2 separate regions of the Homo sapiens genome follow, and region 1 is linked to region 2. Evidence: read pairs that join two places in POLR2A ChIA-PET (ENCODE). Cell type or tissue: MCF 10A. All regions are shown on one strand. Links, peaks and the distances in the headings refer to the core of each region. The heading gives the core; the rest is flanking DNA. Region 1 overlaps PRKG1 (protein kinase cGMP-dependent 1). Region 2 overlaps LNCAROD (lncRNA activating regulator of DKK1).

Region 1 (5,387 bases), core at 283-5,282, 180 kb before region 2:
TTTGGTTTTCTGTTCCTGCGTTAGTTTGCTGAGGATAATGGCCTCCAGCTCCATCCATGTCCCTGCAAAAGCACATGATCTCATTCCTTTTTATAGCATCCACAATATTATAGAAGTAGCTTCTCAAATCCTTACTCATCTACTTGTTAGCACTGAGGTGGGTTGCAGTCGGAACAAAGAAAACACTTTGTTTGATACATAACACTTTTATTTAGTTTTCACAGGTAATCTGTCAGGATATCCCCATATGATAGATGAGGAAATGAAAGCAGAGAGAGTTTGAGTAATTTGTCCAAGAGAACAAGCAAAAAAACAAAAAAAAAGGTTGAGATTGAAAAAAAATTAGTCAAATGTCACACTAGTCACACTCTCAACCAGTGCATTAGCCTGTACACCTAGGAGATTAGGACAGTCTTCAAAGGAAGACAAATCTGAGGAACATGCATAACTATCTAGGCTAGTCCTTGGCAAGAGGCAGAAGAAAAATATGCACTCCTGTTCTCCTTTTTTGCTGGCTGATCTCTTTCTCTACTCGAAAGTAATTTCATAGCTCTAACCAACTTGCTAAAAAATCATCATCATCATCATCATCATCATCATCATCTTAAATGGACACAAGTGGACTTTGTATAATTAATTTAGACAACAGGAAAAATAAAAAGCAAACTAAATGTCACCTTACAATTCATCATGGATTAGGTTTGTTAAAATATTTTTATAATAAAACCTAGTATCTTAGGCTCAACAAATACAAATTGCTATAACTGACTCAGAGTTTACTTTAAAAAAAATTTTTGTGGCCAGCCCTGTAAGAAGGTAATAGTGTGGTTCAGCCCCAGACCTCAATAGGTTGTTATGCTCTGTACAATTTCTCAATATCTTTGCATTCATGGAATTCTAGTTGAATCAGAATCAATTAGAAAGATTCAGACAATAATAATAAATAGCTATTACAATTTAAAAGAGACTTGCAAGTTTTTTCATGATGAGAGTTTTACTTTTACTCATTGTAAAAGCAAGGTATGAGGATTGTTCAAAAGTTAAGCAATTCAAAAAGTAAAAAGAAGTAAAAATCAACTAAAAATCTCCCTAAGGAAAAATCATTGTTAACGTATTGATGAACACATTTCTGATTGTCTCTTCATACATTTATTTCACATATAGATGTGTGTGTATATATATACATATGAATGTATATATACACACTAACATACGAACACACTGTGAGATCATAAAATGCATGCTGACTTGTAATCAGTATCTTTTATTCATATATATGTCTTGGTTATTTTTCCGTAATGTTAAATATAATTCTAAGTCATCATTTTTACAGTTGCATTGCATGGATATACCATAATTTATTTTTCAAGCTCCTCCTCTTGCTAGAAATTTAGATTGTTTCTAAATTTTTCCATTAGAAACAATGTTGAATTGAACATTCTTGAATGATCTTTGGGAAGTTGTTGGTTTATCAGAAGATTTCTGATGAATATGTTACTTGGGCTTTATGGAAATAATTAACTTCAACATTCTCCACTGTCTCTGTTGAGTTAGCTCACACCAGTGGTCCTCAGGTACCCTGACTTTCTGGTTAAGATCCTGAGTTCTGTGAGTCTTGTAGCATTCTGGTTTAAATTGGAAGTGGAGATTCTAAGGGCCCTGCTCTAAGGAGCTCATGAGATCTTGTATAGAGTCCAAAGAAGGAAGATGATTCTAGACCCAAGGACTGGTTCCATGCAAAGTAAAGGCAAAGCAGAAAGCCTCAGTAGGTTAGCAGTATAGTTCTATAAACTTTTTGTAATTAATGCTTTTTAAATTGGCAACTAGTAAGCCTGACTCCCAAGAATTTCTGTTGCTTTCTGTAGCTTTTACCTATCTCTTATGACATCTGCCACCCACCAGTTCTCATTATCCTCTTTCTACCCCACTTGGCTTCTCCTTGCAGTATTCAAGCAATCGGGTATCTCAAACCCCTAACACATGGAGGTCCCTGGGAAGTGCCTAGGAAAATGTCAGTGAGGCTTTGGCTGTTCTCCCAAATCACATGCCTAGCATAAGTTAAGCTTAAAGGTAATAGAAATATTGTTCAGTTTATCTCACAGTCCATGAGTTAGTCGATTCCGTTAAACTCTGATTTGCAAAGTATCAATCACTATGCATTTAATTGGTTTTGTATTCAGCTGAAGGGAAGCAGCATATACTGGAAATAGCTTGGGCCAAAAAAAAACCTGAACATGAATCCATTTCTGCCACTTGATAGCTCTGTGACCTTGGGAAAGATAGGAATCATTTTTGGAAATCAGTTTGTTCCTCTGAAAAAGCAACATTTGATTTGCCCTATTCAGTAGAGATTGCTGGGTACAAGCAGAGTCCATCAATGAATGCCCATTTGGTGGTGCGTTTTCATTTAGGATCATAATAACTGTGGTATCTGGTATTATCCTCAGCTAGAACTAGGGCTCAGAGCAGTTAAGCAACTAGCCCGAGAGAGACTAGTTGCTTAGACTGAGAGGGACTAAGTGGAGTCAGAATTCAAGTCCAGACCTGTGACTATAAAGGCTGAATTCTTTCCTCCTACCCTGTGTACAAGTATAAAAAAAAAAAAATCTGTGTATCTGTGTTATCATCACTAAAGAGAATCATTTTTATAGTAGGCATTTTTGAACAACTGCACAACAGTCCTCACTAGTTTAACTGGGAATGACTCTGAAGAGGGAATATGACTTTACTTCTTCTTCTCTGAATTGTAGTACTCTAACATAGCTCATTTTTCATGCCATCTTCCCTAGCTTTCCAGATTTCTTTTAGAAGTGAGTTTTCACATTTGGTGTTTTATTTTGAGTTACTACTGAATTTATTTGTAGCACACTAATCTGTCATCTTTGAGTTTCACAGCCAGAGTACAGGGTCTTTGGCTGTTAAAAGCATTTTCAAATACCCATTTTTCCCTCTACCTGTCATACTGATTCACAATTGCTGGCAGCTAACCGAGGCCCATTTATTTGCAGTATCTTCATGCTCCCTCCTAAGGAACTTGCCACATGAATATCTTCGAAGATTGAACTCAATCTGTACATGTGTGCAGGAACAAGACACTTAAGACCTTCGCTATCCCTGCTGATGAAGCAGTAAATAATTAACGACTAAAGAGGGGACAGCCATACTTCAGCTGAAAAGCAGAAACAGCATGCCATGTTATTTCCCCAAGGTTACATTACTCCCAAATAATATGGGCTGTTTGGTATCATCTTGAGGATTCTGCTGCTTGAGAGCACTAGATGATAATGTCCTTACATTGCTTTTAAGTAATTAGCTCTATTACCTCTCTTGTTTTTGTTACAAGTCACCTTCTTGAAATTTCTTGTAAAACCATAAACAGCACCCTGTCTGAGTAAGGCATGTGGAAGATCCATGCCTCCTCTGGAGCCACTGGGAGCCATGAGGGCTGCAAGAGAGGCATGGCACATTGAAAGATATTAAGCCTCCAAGTCTTCCCAGTTATTAGAGAGTAAAGTTTGAGGTCAAAGGAACTAAAGCCATCATGCTTGTTTGAGAAGAAAAACAAACGGTTTTCAAAATCTCCTGAAAAAATCTTGTTACAATTTTTTTTCTCTTTAAACTGTAGGGAGGGAAAATTCTGCAAGGTTAAAAAGAAGAAATGAATACAGTCAGTACTGAAGAAATAACAGTCTGCAGTCTCAGCAGAGACTAGGGTCCACCACTCAAGCTAAAAATTAGAAATGTTAACAACAGGTGCTGGAGAGGATGTGGAGAAATAGGAACACTTTTACACTGTTGGTGGGACTGTAAACTAGTTCAACCATTGTGGAAGACAGTGTGGCGATTCCTCACAGATCTAGAACTAGAAATACCATTTGACCCAGCCATCCCATTACTGGGTATATACCTAAAGGATTATAAATCATGCTGCTATAAAGACACATGCACACGTATGTTTATTGCGGCACTATTCACAATAGCAAAGACTTGGAACCAACCCAAGTGTCCAACAATGATAGACTGGATTAAGAAAATGTGGCACATATACACCATGGAATACTATGCAGCCATAAAAAATGATGAGTTCATGTCCTTTGCAGGGACATGGATGAAGCTGGAAACCATCATTCTCAGCAAACTATCGCAAGGACCAAAAACCAAACACCGCATGTTCTCACTCATAGGTGGGAATTGAACAATGAGAACACATGGACACAGGAAGGGGAACATCACACACTGGGGACTGTTGTGGGGTGGGGGGAGGGGGAAGGGAAAGCATTAGGAGATATACCTAATACTAAATGACAAGTTAATGGGTGCAGCACACCAACATGGCACATGTATACATATGTAACAAACCTGCGCGTTGTACACACGTACCCTAGAACTTAAAGTATAATAATAATAAAATTTTAAAAAAAAGATAAAAAAAATTAGAAATGTTTGTGGATTAGAACTAAGGAGGAAGAATATAAAGGCCCATATAACCCTATTTTTGGCCATCTTTACTGAAATAAAATTGGAAAAGAAGTTTTTTTTCTACTCTTTTGACAGAAGAACTATAAAATGTATTCAAACACACTCTATGACATGAAATAATAAAACTAGAACTAAGTACATTTTCCCTCTTCTAATCCACACGTGAACACAATTAATTTGGAATCAAGTTAGTTAAAATTCAGCCAATTCAGAGCATGAGATTGGATGATAGCTGTGAGCCCTGGATGTTAAACGCAGCTCTACCAAGGATTTACTGTGTTTTGACTTGGGAGGTGGCTGAGGTTCATTTAAGTGCGCCATGTACCTGTTAATTTGGGGATAATAATGCACTCTTACAAGTCTATGGGCTTTTTCTTACTCTCTTCTCTCTTTCTTTAAGGTCCAGTTGAAAAGTGAAGAATCCAAAACGTTTGCAATGAAGATTCTCAAGAAACGTCACATTGTGGACACAAGACAGCAGGAGCACATCCGCTCAGAGAAGCAGATCATGCAGGGGGCTCATTCCGATTTCATAGTGAGGTAAAGGCTCCATGCCAGGGACAGACGTACCCAACTCCAAGTGACAAATCCACCACAAAACCCTCTGCCACTTGTGCTCACTGTTAACACATTTCGTATGCACAAAGAAACTTCTTTTTAATCTAATCTTAAGAAAGTTTTGTTTGATTTCTAAAAATAAAGTTCTGACTCTATTCTTTCTTTTAAAGAGAATTAGTGTCTGAAAACAATGTGTTTTCCCAAAGGAGGTACCAGAGTTTCTAACATTCCATTTTTATCTTTTTTTAAATCCCCAAACTCTACATAGACCTTTGATGCTTAAAAGACAAAATATCCAAAATCAAACTATTTAACCTTTAATTATCTGAATATTTTTTGAAGATCTAAAA
Region 2 (5,387 bases), core at 224-5,223:
TTGCTATACATTTTATTTAGTGATAATCCCTCAGTACTTACAAAGAGTTCCTGCTATTCTGACTATAAAATACATTTTTAATTGTTAAATTTTATATTAAAATTTTTAAAGCAACCTGAAAAAGTACATTTTGGAAAGTGTTTGGAAAAAGTACATTTTGGAAAATACCATTATAGAATGACATGAATTTTAATGCTGCTTTGTGTTGTGTTGGCAATACCTGAATCTGCAATTGAGAAGGTAATGGATCTTTCATAATCTCGGGGCTATTAATTGAATATGAGACTTGCATAAAAAAATTTGCATCTTGGAACTTGAGCATGGAACCACTCTGAGTATTGTATTCTTTCACTCCATAAAAAGGATCATTTTTTAAATGGACTAGTTTTTTGAAACTACATTGGGAGGAAAGAAAATTCAAAAGAAAACATTTGTAAAATTAAACCAATGGACTATTGATCTGCAAAGAATATTTGCTCAAAAAGGTGACAAAAATCAACATGAATTTTGGTTGCCAAGACCTTTTTCCAGCTTTTCACAACTGGTGCTTTCAGGGCTTTGGCAGAGTTTGACACATGCACCCAGCCTGGCAGCTCTGTGTTCAGGCGCTTGTGTAAGCACTGGACTCATACAAGGGTGTCCCACGTTGCTCATTTATGGAATCACAGCAAAAGTTTTACCTTCCTTCCTCTTCCACTATTATCACTGTACGTATTGTGAGATGAACATTGTCATATACTAAAATTTACATACAACTGTATTTTTTGTTAACAGAGACCAAAAGGGGATATAATAAGAAAGCACAGTAACTTATTATTAGCAGTCTTAATAAAAAAGCAAGGTGGGGCCAGGTGTGGTGGCTCATGCCTGTAATCCCAGCACTTTGGGAGGCCGAGGCGGGCAGATCAAGAGGTCAGGAGATAGAGACAAGCCTGGCTAACACTGTGAAACACTGTCTCTACTAAAAATACAAAAAATTAGCCAGGCGTGGTGGCACACACCTCTAGTCCCAGCTACTCGGGAGGCTGAGGCAGGAGAATCTCTTGTACCCAGGAGGCAGAGGTTACAGTGAGCCCAGATTGTGCCACTGCACTCCATCCTGGGGAACACAGCAAGACTCCATCTCAAAAAAATAAATAAAATAAAATAAAGGAAGGTGGAAATGTCCACTTCATAGCTTATTCACCTCAGAGATATTATTACTAGGTTGAGGCTGAAGATTAAGGGTCGAAGTTGATGTTGGTTGACATGTAACTGCCTGAAGTCTGAATAGGGAGTTAATTTTGCAAATTAACCACTATGACTCCAAGTCTGCACTGAGACATTCACTGGCACTTTCGGTTCATTGTCCTTGGACCCCTTCTGTCCAATTTCCAGGCCAGAATTGAAGTTTGAAAATTGCTGGTAGACTACTATAATCTCTATTTCAGGGAAAGTAAGAATGAGTGCCAATATGAAAGGAGAATCTCCCCTCCATACTCAGTAACTTTCTTCTTTATATAGATTGATAAAGCAGGCTTCTTTTGTAATTACTCACTCATTAGTGTAATTCAGTTGCTGGCACAGATCTTATTTAAGCCCCGTTGACATAAAATGGACTAGCCTCTATGACAAAAGTTCTATCAGCAGACAGATATATAAATATATTTCACTGCGATTAGATCTTCACGATAACTACAAAGTAAAAGGCTGTGAATTGTTATGTTACATTAGATATGAGAAAATTGAAGCTCTATTAGTTTAAATGACTTGTCTCGGTCAATTAGAGTAAAAGCAGCAGAGTTGAGACTCAAGCCCTGCTAGGCGTTCCACCTGCAAATACTATGCTCCTTCATCTATATTATGCAATCTCCTCTTCATTAATAGATAAGACAGTAAAAATAGTCATTTTACTGGTTGCCGTTGTGGCCAGAAGTTGACATTTCTCTGTTGAAAATTGTTCACACTGAATATACACCCTCTGAGAAGTTACTCTGGCATTGAATTAACCTGCACTGCTTTAACTTTTCCACTTTTTCCCCAACTTTTACATTAACATCAGAAACTAATAGCAATATTAAGGACATAAATGTAATCATGTATTTGAACATATTTCGAGGGCTACTGAAGAAGCCTCCTTATTTTAGGATAATTATCAGAGTTCCACTGGAGTTGTCTCAGTGTAGGAAGTTCCATAGCTAGTCTTCGTAGATTGGGGTTATCAGCAGTCTTCAAACTTGGGGGTCACAGCATCCCAGAAGGGGCTCTTACTCTAGCCCTGGCTGATTCCAAAGATACAAGAATGTTTAATGTAAGAAACAGTTTTAGAAAAATGAGACAAATTATATTAAAATTTGCCTTAAGTTCACATTTATTTACGTGAACTCTTTGGCATAAGGCATTTAATACTCTCTTTAAAAAACATGGATGTGAATAAGTGAAGTAAAACATATACAGGGAAAAAGGATTCCAAGTTATTGCAGATAATTACTTTTCAGGTCAATTTTTATTTCTTTAAACCACTCACTTATCCATAGGAGTCAAGGCTTTGACTAACACAAAGTCTAACACTAGAATTTGAAAGCAGACTTTATTCATTTGCATAAAAGATAAAGCCTGCCACCAAGAAAGGATTTTGTCTTTCTTATAAAGAAGCCAACATTACCCTAAGCCATAATAAGTTTTGAACACTAGGTTTCTTGTTTGTAGATTGTATGACTAATATGAAAGACAATTACTAAATAGTATAAACTCAAGTTACATCCTTCTATCCTCTCATTTCTCAATATCTTCAAATAAAACAATGCCATTTTGGACACAGGCTAATGGAACTGGAATGTGCTTCAGGGCAAAGAACTTGGTAAGCAAGGAAAGTCATAAAATTATGCCTTTTTTTTTTTAAATTAAGAGAGACTAATGGTGCACTTTTCTGTTTAAGATATGCCAAAAATGAAATTAGAAGATGTGTTGTCTAAATTTTTACTCCTTCAGAAAGCATTTATTTTTCTCATACTTTCTGCTTGAAGTGTGAGTACTATGGTGTCACTGAATTCAAAGCTATTTTTATTTTTGTAATTTGCAGCTAAATCTGATCCCAAAAGATGGTTGTTAAGGATGAACATGGCTCTTTCCACTGAATTTTCAGTAAAATAATTATAATGGGGATTGATTGGTGGATTAACATAAAAATTAAAATACAAAATCCCCTTGTTCTTACATGGCAAAATAAGGTAAAATCTCTTATTCTTAACTGCCTTTTCCTGAAACAGTGTATAATTCCACCATTTGTTCTCTTTAAAAGAAAGATTTGGGCTAGAGAGAGACAGCTTAAACTCGTCTCATCTGCTTGCACCGCTCTCCAAGTAGGTAATTGCAGAAAGAAAAGACAATTCTTTGATCTCAGCGAGGTGCTAATTTGTAAGATTTTTGAGCTGTTTGGGCCTTAGGAAGCAGGGATCAGTACGTAAACAATGGCATTTATCTGGCAGCCTATTACTGACACATTACTATCTCAGTACTTATTCATTTACACTGGTGTTTGAAGACAGGACTATGTGTCAATAAAGGAATTAGACCAGACACCTCAGTCCATCAGGTTTATTTCAGTTTGCTGACAGGAACAGTAGGTGACATTAAGCAACAGAAAACACTTCAAAGTTTTCTATCCTTGGTTTTGCAATGAAGACAAACAACATTTACTGCTTTAGCAGCAACAAACAATGAGCGTAAGACTGCAGAGGGAAGATGAAAGAGCACACCAAATTATCAAACACAAAGCCTGCCCCTACCCCATTTCTACTCATCCCCTGAATTTCATTAGAGCGATTTTTTAAAAAGAGCTTCCAGTGATAAGTTGTGTTCATTTGGACCTCTTAGAAGACAACTCTCTTGAGAAGGACGGTAGGAAATGAATGAATAAGAAAATTTTACTTGACTGTTCAGTAGCTACTTTTTTTTTTTTTGACCAACTTTTCTTTTAAGTTCCAGGGTACCTGTGCAGGATGTGCAAGTTTGTTACATAGGGAAACGTGTGCCATGGTAGTTTGCTGCACAGATCAACCCATCACCAGGTATTAAGCCCGGCACCCATTGGCTGTTCTTCCTGGTGTTCTCCCTCCCACCCGCCACAGGCCCCCGTGTGTGTTGTTGCCCCCGATGTGTCCATGTGTTCTCATCGTTAAGTTCCCACTTGTAAGTGAGAACATGCGGTGTTTGGTTTTCTGTTCCTCAGCAGCTACTCTTAATTAAATATTTCAATATTCATTTATTTAAACATCTTTTCAATAAACAGTCAAGGTGTGTCCACTATAAACTAGACCTGAATAAAGATGATACTATTACTTTTACAGATTCCTGGAACTATGAAAGGTAACATGAAGTTATAATACAGCACCATCTTAGGCAAATGCAAGGTTGTATTTGAGGCGCTGTGGAAATAAGGTAGATGAACTGTGTCTCAGAGGGATTGCCAAATGCTCAAATGGATTGGGAAATGTTTTTCAATTAACATGTAAATTGAAAAACACTTGAAAGAAATACTTTCCTGCATCATCAAATAAAAATTCCTCTCAGATTTCTTCCTCTGTACATCTCAATTTGGAATGATTTACCAGTGTTTGGGTATGCTTTACATACAACTTTGTTAAAATTTTGAAATATAGATTAATTAGCTTATTCAGTAAATATTCATTGAATGAATGTTATAGCACTCCTTGTTCTAGCCCGACACAGTGCACAGAACAAGACAGTCTAGATCCTTGTTTTTATGTGGGATGGAAAACAATGAACTGAAAATGTTGTGATGCTGAAAATTACATAAAGGGAAAGAACAAAGTGGTGGGATAAAGAGTGAGTGGAAGGAGGTGGAAGTAACATTAATAAAATTGGTACTGTAGACTGAGTGGTCATGAAAAAAAACTGTAATGATAGGAAGTAATCATGAAGTAAAAGGAACATTTAGGCAGCGGGAAGAACAGATAGGACAATATATTGACATGCTGGAAAAACAAAGGGCTGGACAATATATTGACATGCTGGAAAAACAAAGGGCTGGTCTAGAGAAGGGATAGTGAACGAGGGAGAGAGTGAGGTAGCAGATGAAAGCTGGAGAGGAAAATGGGGGAGAGGCTATACTGAGGAAGGGAGGGGATATTAGGAGATGAAGGCATAGACATAAAGGAGATCAATTTGTAGGTGATTTCAAGTACTGGTAATAATTTTAGAACATACTCTATTTAGAAGGTATTCTAGTTTTGCTTAACCCATATGCAGCATTTGACCTTGTTAATTTCTCCTTCCTCATGGAAACCCTTTGCTGCTTGGCTTTCAGACACCACACTCTCCTGGTTACCTCCATCTTCACTGGCTGCCCCTTCTCAGTCTCCTTTGCTGGCTCTTCCTCATCTTCC

What was found. ChIA-PET counts read pairs that join two places held together with the same protein. Peaks named below come from ENCODE experiments on the same cell type or tissue, not always from the same donor. Only the 100,000 strongest peaks of a DNase experiment are listed, where the experiment ranks them.
Region 1: POLR2A ChIA-PET joins it to region 2 with 5 read pairs; 2 of 35 experiments call an interaction of 5 or more read pairs at or near these places.

Annotation. Positions count from the first base shown.
Region 1 is chr10:52,266,471-52,271,857 of GRCh38, forward strand. PRKG1 (protein kinase cGMP-dependent 1) reads left to right here. Exons shown (of 18, transcript NM_006258.4): 11 at 4,880-5,019. Among named protein-coding and RNA genes, the nearest start is that of PRKG1-AS1, 45 kb to the right of the region's middle. In MCF 10A, for the core only: no CTCF peak of the experiment used is centred there; no DNase peak of the experiment used is centred there.
Region 2 is chr10:52,449,257-52,454,643 of GRCh38, forward strand. It overlaps LNCAROD (lncRNA activating regulator of DKK1), which reads right to left. Exons shown (of 4, transcript NR_120641.1): 3 at 5,330-5,387; 4 at 1,621-2,261. Among named protein-coding and RNA genes, the nearest start is that of LNCAROD, 19 kb to the right of the region's middle. RefSeq lists an enhancer at 3,069-3,937. In MCF 10A, for the core only: no CTCF peak of the experiment used is centred there; DNase peaks (open chromatin) are centred at 2,795 and 4,425.